3 separate regions of the Homo sapiens genome follow, and all the other regions are linked to region 3. Evidence: chromatin contacts called from ENCODE Hi-C or POLR2A ChIA-PET data. All regions are on one chromosome and are shown on one strand. The core of a region is the stretch at or near the end of the contact, and the rest is flanking DNA. Distances in the headings are between cores, read along the strand shown. Region 1 has its middle 72 kb from the start of NIPA1. Region 2 overlaps CYFIP1 (cytoplasmic FMR1 interacting protein 1). Region 3 holds the start of NIPA2 (NIPA magnesium transporter 2).

Region 1 (3,287 bases), core at 330-2,829, 120 kb after region 3:
TGAAACTTTTAAATGTTGAATTTCTTTTTTTTTTTGGAGTTGCATACATTTTTTTAATCCAAAGAAGTCAGCCTCCTAAGTATTGCTTAAACAGGTTTATCAGAATTAAGTAGGCACGACACTCATACTTTCAGAAAAGCATTTCCAGCCAGGGGAGTAACGTGGCACTCACCAGCATGATATCTGTTTTGCCAACTTGCTGAGGAACGAGTAACCTGAAATGAAGAAGCGAGAATCCCATCCTCAGCCCCCCAACAGCTTCCTCAGCTTCTTTTTCTTCTGAGTCACTCTGAAACAGTCGCTGCATCTAAGACCAGCCTCGGGCTAAACCCAGCTGGCCTGAAGGCTCAACTCACATCAAACAGAGCTGGGAGTTACTTTTGCGTGTGTCCGCAGTTTGAAGTGTCCTCTCCGAAGGTGAAGTGGGGGAAGCAGGTGCGCTCTGGGATGAAGTGCAGGGAGGCAAACTCTGGCTGGGTTCCTGTAAACATCCATGGCAGTTGCAAATAATCAGAAGACAAGGCCAGGCCATCGGTGTGACGCTGCAGGCAGATGAGGTCTTGGGACGCCCCTTGCGTTCCCCCTTCTGTGGGAGCAGGTGCCTTCCCAACCTCAGCACTCAGTCCCAATCTCTCTTCCACTCTCCTGGGTCCAAACAGGAACCTCTCTGTTGGCACGAAGCTTTTGAGGGGAGCAGGCAGGCCTCGGAGGCAGGGGAGGGTCTCCTCCTGGGGAACCATCCCCGTCCAGATGGTGCCCCCAACCAGCTGTGGCGCCATGATCTGGGCGGCTGGTCCAGGGCGTGGGTTGCGGATCGTGGAGGGAAGAGGGGAACGGCAGTCGAGACCCTACTCCAAGTACCCATCAAAGACGTCGAGCTCCGAGTCAGCATCGTAAAGGCCCGAGCCGGGGTCGGAGAGCACGCCGAGGTCCACGAGCGCCTGGTCCATGTCCTCGAACAGGAAGACGAGGCCCACGTTGAGGACGATGTACTCCATGAGGAAGGCGTAGTACAGGATCAGCACATTGACGAAGAACAGGCCCACGTAGAACATAGAGGGCAGCAGCGGCGGCGGCACGTAGGGGACCAGGGGGCCCAGTGCGTCCAGGTGGGCCGCGACCCGGGCGCCGAGCATGCAGCCGGTGGCAAGGGCGGCGGCGGCCCGGCGATCCCGGCGAACTCAGCCGCTGTGGCGCCCGGGCGGCCGGCGAGGGCACAGCGCAGCCATCCAGGGGTACCCTGGAGCCCGACAGAAGCAGGGCCGGGCTCCAGATGTCTCCTGGCAAATGCGCCCCGACCCCCGAAATGCGCCGGGCGGGTCACCGCACCCCGAGATGTGCCCCCAAGGCTCTTTCGACCGCCGTGAAGTGGCGGGCCCCCTTGAAGTGGCCGGCGGCTGCCCGGCTCCCTCGAGGCGCCTCCCTGGCGCTCGCAGGGGCCTCGCAGAGCCGGCGGGGATCCCACCGCGGCTCAGTGTCTAGGGCCGGTCCCGGCAGCCCTCTCTCCCGCCCGGCTCCGCAGGTCCTAGCGTCCCCCTCCCCCCCGCGCCCCTGCAGGCCCAGCACCCATGGCTGCGGCCGCGGCGTCGTCCTCCGGGTCGCGCTCAGAGCCACTGCTTTATGTTCAAAACTGAAACGCATAGATCATACACATTGCGTTGATACCCTCTGACAAGCTCGTTTGCATACATGTTTATATTCCTTGGCTTTGGATTCAGAATGATAAACTGCACCTATAGTAGAAAATAAAATCCAGTTGTTAATTGTTAAAGTATCAAGAGACCTTGCTTATGTTATATAAATACTCCAATAAACTGATGCTGTCCTAGTAAAAAACAAAACTATTGCCCTAACTGTATGGAGTTTTATGACTTCTTTCTCCAATGTAAGCCTTTTTAATACCATGCCTTATCTCCGTTTTCAAAAGCTCTTTTCCTGCCAAAAGCCCTAAAAATAGCTCATGTCCCCAGAGGCTTCACCAAGGTCACCTCCCCTCTTCTTTTCAAGAAGCTTTTTTCCAAATCAGGAGTTCTTTTGATCTGGAGCTGACAACCCAGAAGGTGTCAGGGACAGGGTCCCTCCAGGTTCCTCTCTGCTGAAAGCCCCTGCCATTTGGGAAGTTACTGTTTCAAATCCAGAATTCATAAGAATAATTCAGAAAGCTGGATTGCTTCTGAACAACATTGGAAGTTGAGGCATCTTACATCTCACATGTCCACAACCACCACCAATTGCACCATTCCTAAGCAAACACTTCACGTCCTCTCAATAAAGTTGCTAGATTAGTCTCATTTCTTAAAAAGCTGTTTTTTGACAAAATGGGAGAAAATTTTCGCAACCTACTCATCTCACAAAGGGCTAATATCCAGAATCTACAATGAACTCCAACAAATTTACAAGAAAAATACAAGCAACCCCATCAAAAAGTGGGCAAAGGATATGAACAGACACTTCTCAAAAGAAGACATTTATGCAGCCAAAAAGCACATGAAAAAATGCTCATCACTGGCCATCAGAGAAATGCAAATCAAAACCACAATGAGATACCATCTCACACCAGTTAGAATGGCGATCATTAAAAAGTCAGGAAACAACAGGTGCTGGAGAGGATGTGGAGAAAGAGGAACACTTTTACACTGTTGGTGGGACTGTAAACTAGTTCAACCATTGTGGAAGTCAGTGTGTCTAAATCCTCAGGGATCTAGAACTAGAAATACCATTTGACCCAGCCATCCCATTACTGGGTATATACCCAAAGGACTATAAATCATGCTGCTATAAAGACACATGCACACATATGTTTATTGTAGCACTATTCACAATAGCAAAGACTTGGAACCAACTCAAATGTCTAACAATGATAGACTGGATTAAGAAAATGTGGCACATATACACCAGGGAATACTATGCAGCCATAAAAAATGATGAGTTCATGTCCTTTGTAGGGACATGGATGAAACTGGAAACCATCATTCTCAGCAAACTATCACAAGGACAAAAAAACAAACACCGCATGTTCTCACTCATAGGTGGGAATTGAAGAATGAGAACACATGGACACAGGAAGGGGAACATCACACACCGGGGCCTGTTGTGGGGTGGGGGGGAGGGGGAGGGATAGCATTAGGAGATATACCTAATGCTAAATGACTAGTGAATGGGTGCAGCACACCAACATGGCACATGTATACATATGTAACTAACCTGCACTTTGTGCACATGTACCCTAAAACTTAAAGTATAATAATAATAAAATTTTTAAAAAAAGTTGCTTTTTGGTAGTTTAT
Region 2 (2,939 bases), core at 271-2,770, 110 kb before region 3:
GGCTCACAGGCGGGTCGCACATACAGCTTGGACACGCTGGACAAGGGGATGGTTTGTGTCCTGGGTGGGAGGAGCAGGACGGTCTGAGAGTTTATCATCCTACTCAGAACAGCGCACAGTTTAAAACTTACGGAGTGTTTGTGAATGGAGTTTTCCGTTTAATATTTTTGGAGTGCAGTTGACCTCTGGTCATTGAAATCGTGGAAAGTGAAACTGAGATTCGGGGGTGGCTATGGCATTTCTTCTTCCAGCTCTGTCAGCTTTTGCCTAGTGTAACGTGAAGGAAGCTTTTTGGCCGGGTGCATTCACATTGAGGGTTGTTCTGGCTCCTTGGGGAGCTGACCCCTTCCTTCTCTCTCTCTGATGAGTTCCTTGCTCGGAGGCTGGCTGGGTCTGGTGCTGACAAAGCCACCCCAGCTTCCTTTTGGCCAGCGCTTGCCTGGTTCACCTTTTTCCCCTTTTGCTTTCGACTTACCTACCTGTATCAGTATATTTGAAGTAAGTTTCTTGTAGATGGCATATGGTTGGGTTAGGATTTTATTTATCTGTTCTGACAACCTCTTCTAATTGGTGTTTTTAGATTATTATGATAGTGTAATTATCAATGTGTTTCGATTCAGGTCTACCATTTTATTATCTGACTTCTGTTAGATCACTATCTTTATCATTGCTCTATTTCCTTTTAGGTTTTTAAAAACATAGTATTCTGTTTTAATTTATTCTAAATTATATGTTATCTATTTTGCTTTGGATAGCTTTTTTAAAAAGTATGTTAATTTTTCTTTTTTTAAAAGAGGCAGGATTTCACTGTGTTGCCCAGACAGGCCTTGAACTCCTGGACTCAAGTGATCCTCCCTTCTCAGCCTCCCAAGTAGCTGGGACTGCAGCGCCTGGCTGTACAGCTTTCTTCGGTGGTTGCTCTAAGGATTTCGAAGTCCATGCTTATTAACATTTCATATTCTGCTGAGGATCTGAAAAGTCTGCTTTTTACTACTTCTAGTGGGACATAGAAATCTTACCCCATCCAGGTTTCCCCTCCCCCTTTTAGATTACAGTTGTCTTGTTTATATGATTTATACAATTATATACCTAGAAATATTTTATAATTTACTTGTTATGTATTTGTGTAATTTACATTTATGTACACTGAAAGGCCCATTAGACAGTACTTTGATTTTTGCTTTTAACCGCCAAGCACTTTGGAAGAGCTGTGGGGTCGTTGTGTGTCCTGCGCCCTCGCCGCTTAGCCTGCCTACTGCCTCTGCTTTGTGGTTCGTAGCCCATGCCTCCTTCCACCTCCCTTCCTGTCAGCCTGTACCGCTGGCCAGCATGCTCTTTGTTTTCCTCCTCTGCCCACGTCCTGGCTTCACCTTCCTTCCTGGAAGACACGTTCCCATCTTGAGGGAGGATCCCAAGTTGGCACCTCCCCGCTTTAGGCTTAGGCGCATTGTGCCCGCCTTCCGGCCCGCCTGGTCCCCGCTTTAGGCTTAGGCACATTGTGCCCGCCCTCCGGCCTGCCTGGTCCCCGGGGGGAATCCGCGGCCCTCCCACTGTTGCTCTGTGCTCTGCTGAGCGTCATTTCTCCTGCTGTTTTCAAGATCTGTTTTCCTTTATCTTTAGTGTTCAGCAGTTTGACCGTGATGTGTCTGGGTGTGGATTTCTTGTTTGTCTTGTTTGGGATCCATAGAGCTTCTTGAATCTGTAGACAAAAGACTTTCTCCAAATTTAGGGTGTTTTCTGTCATTTTTTTCAGCTGTTTTTCATCACTGCTTGGTTTCCCCTTTTCCTTTTGCACTCTCATGGCACAGATGTTAGACCTTCTCTCTTGTCCTGAAGATCCCCAAAATTTTTTCAATCTTTTTTTCTCTCTGGTATTCAGATTAGAAAACTTAACATTGCTCTATCTTCAAGTTCACTGAATCTTTCCTGAGGTTTTTTTTTTTTTTTACATTTCAGTAGTGTGTCTTTTAGTTTTGAAATTTCCATTTGGTTCTTCTTTATATCTTGTTTTGTTTGCCTTTTGCTGATTTCCATTTTTTCATTCAGTTTGGGAGTGTTACAATCGTTAGAGCATTTCATAGCACAGTAGTTGCTTTAAAGTCGGGTGGATAATTGCAGCACCTGTGTTATTTTGGCATCTGTTGATTCTCTTTTCCTGTAGGAGCCCATACGTTCCTCGTTCTTTGTGTGCTGAGTAATCTGGGCTGTAAGTGGATGGTTGGATGTTATGATATGAGATCTGGGTCTTGTTAAAATCCTAGGAGGATGTTGATATTTTTATTTTAGAAAGCAAACACCCTGAGGAGACTTGGGCTGTGGTTCTGACTTGCCTTCAGTGGGTGGCAGCTCCATGTCAATTCTGGCTTCACAGCCTCCTGCACTGCCACTTGGACCTGCCCCCTGTGTGCCGCTGGTGGCTGTCTGGCTGTGGTCTCAGGGTTTGGGGTGTGAAGAGGATCAGATCCACACCCCTGCAGCTTGAGGATGGGCTTGAAGCTCATGAGCAATTTTGTCGGCTGGCTCTTCTGAGCTGCTTCCTCTCCACACTGCCACTGGGGCTTCCTGGGTCCCTGGAGAGCTTCCCTTCTCCACCCTCAGCCAGTGCAGTGGGACTGACTACCCGTTCCACTGTGCACCTCCATGCCTGCGCCAGTGCTGGAGGAGGGATTTGGGGCTCCTTCTGTTCAGTGTCTCCTCCAGGCCACCTGCTGCTCTTTCCTTCATAGAATGTGGCTCAGCTGCCCCTGGTCCCATCCCAGGGCAGAGCTCCTCCTGAGTACCCTTGAGACTGGAGCAGATTCAGCAGAAGGCAGATTGCCCCCTCTCCCTGGAGCTGGCTCTGAAGGTGTGTTTAGACGATGTCTGCCTTCATTTCTGCACCTCTGCTCCAGCTGCGGTGTGGCACTTTCTGTCCCCTGCGGCAGCCCCATACTCCTTGC
Region 3 (3,205 bases), core at 130-2,629:
GGAGGCTGAGGTGGGAGGAGCACTTGAGCCCGGGAGGCGGAAGTTGCAGTGAGCCCAGATTGCACCGTCTAGCCTGGGGACAGAGCAAGACCTTGGCTCAGAAAAATTAAATACATGTTAGATTTAATTTTTTCCAACCTCTCACTTGGCTAATAATTTTTCAAAGCAGTACTGTACTTATAAATATTACAGAACCTAAATCTCCAACCCTAACTATGCAACAATATTAGTTATAAATTACAATTTTAACTTACATGTAAGTTTAATATGGTCTCTCTTATGAAAAAAAGGCTGGGAGAGGTTAGAGATGACTTATTCACTCTCATTTCCTCGTAAATACCACCCTTTATTCTCATTTAAAGTCTTAAACCCTGGCCGAGTAGCTCCAGCCTAGAAAGAAGAAAACACAGAAGTAGGCAAAAGACTTAAAGTTACTAAGTACGTTTTATAATTTGGTTACTAGCCTTCATACTCATTTTGCCAACCAATCAACATAAAACCTACTCAATCGAGCACAACTACTGCTTCGACAGGCAGCTTACTGGAATGGAAACTCTCGACTCTGATATTTCCTCTTACTAAAAAAAGTATTAACCGGGCACATGGCTATACACAGGATTTCTAGAAACAGAACTTAACATGCAGTCCTGTATTAAATGAACTAACAACCTAGAAAAGAAATTAAGGAGGCACAAACACCAAACTAAACACACAGTTTTGAGCAATTGTATAGAGAGGGAAATAGGATTCCGTGATTTTATAAAAGGAAATTAAAACAGTCAGGCTCAAAACGTCACAGCAGACTTCTAAGGCTTGTTTAACTGTCAGTTATGATCCCCGCAGCAGCTGAAGCCACCTTCTAAAACTCACCAAGACAAATGAAATTATTTTAATGAACTTAATGAACATGCGTCCCCGACATGGCCAACGAGCCAGGCTTCCGTGGGACTGAACGGCAATCCGATTCACGGTGGGTTTCCTCACTGAGGATTACAGGAAAACCGCTTCAGAACACCCGGAAAGGAAAGTTGCCCGAAGAACCCTTCTCCGACACAAGGCGGGCTGGCTCGCCACCAAGTCAGCCCCTTCGCGCTTGCCTGAAAGGAAGGAGTGGCGACCTCACCCTAGTCGGCCGGCCGGCCGCGCGGCTTCCCCTCGCCGGCGCAGCCTTGGGCACCGCGGCTCACACCCCCACACAGGCCGCCCAGTCCTGCGCTCGCACGGCCACCGCCTTCGTCGCCGTCCAGTGGGAGATGCGAGCATTCGGGGCTGAAGCCGTTCGCACCGCCTCCTCCATGGAGAAGCGCCGAGGAAAACCTGCCAAGGACAACCTCCGGCACCGCCGTCACCACCGCTGCCGGGACCTAGGGCCGGCGCCGGAAAACCTAGGCGCGGCTAAATGACGCAAGAGGCCTCGCGCGCACGCGCAGTGCCGCACCACGTACACCCCGCCCCCGGGGCTCTCTCCCGCCGGGTTCCGGTTCCTTTACAAGGCCCCAGTCGGCTGAGCGCGGAGGGCGGGGCGCGTAGAGTGTGGGGACGGGGGCGGGGCGCAGGATCCAGGCGGGACCTGGCGAGGGACGAAGCTGGAAGCGTAGTTAAGCAGTACAGTATGCTGCCAGGTGGCGTTGGCCGATCAGTTCAAAATCAAACTCCGGCGTGGCCCTTATTTAAAACGAGGATTCCGGGCCCGGCGCTGTGGCTCACGCCTGTAATCCCAGCACTTTGGGAGACCAAGGCGGGCGGATCCCGAGGTCAGCAGATCGAGACCATCCTGGCTAACACGGTGAAACCCCGCCCCTACTAAAAATACAAAAAATTAGCCGGGCGTGGTGGCGGGTGCTTGTAGTCCCAGCTACTCGGGACACTGAGGCAGGAGAAGGGCGCGAACCCGGGAGGCGGAGCTTGCAGTGATCGGAGATCCCGCCACTGCACTCCAGCCTGGGCGACAGAGCGAGACTCCGTCTCAAAAAAAAATAGAATAAATGAGGGTTCCGGCCGGGCGCGGTGGCTCACACCTGTAATCACAGCACTTTGGGAGGCCGAGGCGGGCAGATCACGAGGTCAGGAGTTCGAGACCAACGTGACCAACATGGGGAAACCGCATCTCTACTAAAAATACAAAAATTAGCTGGACGTGTTGGTGCGCGCCAGTAATCTCAGCTACTCCAGAGGCTGAGGCAGGGGAATCGCTTGAACTCGGGAGGCGGAGGTTGCAGTGAGCCGAGATCAGCCACTGCACTCCACCTGGGCGACAGAGCGAGACTCCTTCTCAAAAATAAATAAATAAATAAAATAAAATGAGGGTTCCCAGGGGCAGTCACAGTGTGAAGCTGCATTTAATTGGTGTCCCCGGGCGATGCCAAAGGGGAACAGAGCTCCCAAGAGGGCAAGAAGCGGGGGAAAGGGTGGGTCCAAAGCTGGGGGCGGGACGGGGCGGGGCCGAAATAGCTGTGGTAGTTCGACGACCGCTGGGCCCTTCCTTACTGACCCGGTCGCGGAATAGATGTGAGGTTGACGTTTGGTGAAAGCCCGCCTCGAGACACTGAGAGCAGATTGATTGAATGATTGATTTTGAGACAGAGTCTCGCTCTGTCGCCAGACTGGAGTGCAGTGGCACGATCTCGGCTCACTGCAAACTCCGCCTCCCCGGTTCAAGCGATTCTCCTGCCTCAGCCTCCCGAATAGCTGGGACTGTAGGCGCGCGCCGCCACGCCCGGCTAATTTTTTTTTTTTTTTAAGACGGAGTCTTTCTTGTCACCCAGGCTGGAGCGCAGTGACACGATCTCGGCTCACTGCAACCTCTGCCTCCTGGGTTCAATGAAGCCATTCTCCTGCCTCAGCCTCCCCAGTAGCTGGGATTACAGGTGCACACCACCACGCCCAGCTAATTTTTGTATTTTTAGTAGAGATGGGGTTTCACCATGTTGGCCAGGCTGGTTTCGAACTCCTGACCTCGTGATCCGCCCGCCTCGGCCTCCCAAAGTGCTGGGATTACAGGTGTGAGCCACCACACCCAGCCAATTTTTGCATTTTTATTAGAGACAGGGTTTCACCATGTTGGCCAGGATGGTCTCGATCTCTTGACCTCGTGATTCACCCGCCTCAGCCTCCCAAAGCGCAGATTTATTTTTCATGAGATGTATAGGAAACTAACTGTTAGGCTATCCTGCCTTGGCTCCTCCTGGAAAGGAGAAATTCCTTG

Evidence for each region. A loop is a pair of places that touch in the nucleus more often than their neighbours do. ChIA-PET counts read pairs that join two places held with the same protein, here RNA polymerase II (POLR2A). Pooled maps may share reads with other maps.
Region 1: a pooled map shows a loop between it and region 3 (3-fold over the local background). The contact joins the enhancer-like site here to the promoter of NIPA2 in region 3. A Hi-C loop is called at or near these places in 1 of 37 single-sample maps with no recorded cell type and 1 of 50 pooled maps. POLR2A ChIA-PET finds 5 or more read pairs at or near these places in 1 of 52 experiments (BJ).
Region 2: a loop to region 3 is called in a map of heart right ventricle, with 2.4 times the contacts of the local background. The contact joins the enhancer-like site here to the promoter of NIPA2 in region 3. A Hi-C loop is called at or near these places in 7 of 168 maps with a recorded cell type or tissue (CD4-positive, alpha-beta T cell, ascending aorta, chondrocyte and 4 more) and 7 of 50 pooled maps. POLR2A ChIA-PET finds 5 or more read pairs at or near these places in 4 of 52 experiments (OCI-LY7, WTC11, activated B cell and 1 more).

What each region holds. Positions count from the first base shown.
Region 1 is chr15:22,712,788-22,716,074 of GRCh38, reverse strand. It overlaps the pseudogene LOC100133165. Among named protein-coding and RNA genes, the nearest start is that of NIPA1, 72 kb to the left of the region's middle. Within about 2 kb of position 1,579, at least 2 of the 41 ENCODE cell types and tissues checked have a DNase peak (open chromatin) inside an H3K27ac peak, as active enhancers do.
Region 2 is chr15:22,947,817-22,950,755 of GRCh38, reverse strand. The region is part of intron 1 of CYFIP1 (cytoplasmic FMR1 interacting protein 1); the gene reads left to right. Among named protein-coding and RNA genes, the nearest start is that of CYFIP1, 31 kb to the left of the region's middle. Within about 2 kb of position 1,520, at least 20 of the 41 ENCODE cell types and tissues checked have a DNase peak (open chromatin) inside an H3K27ac peak, as active enhancers do; they include ascending aorta, heart right ventricle and sigmoid colon, where a contact is called at or near this core.
Region 3 is chr15:22,836,840-22,840,044 of GRCh38, reverse strand. NIPA2 (NIPA magnesium transporter 2) reads right to left here and starts at 1,379. Exons shown (of 8, transcript NM_030922.7): 1 at 1,124-1,379; 2 at 255-390. RefSeq lists an enhancer at 1,253-1,482.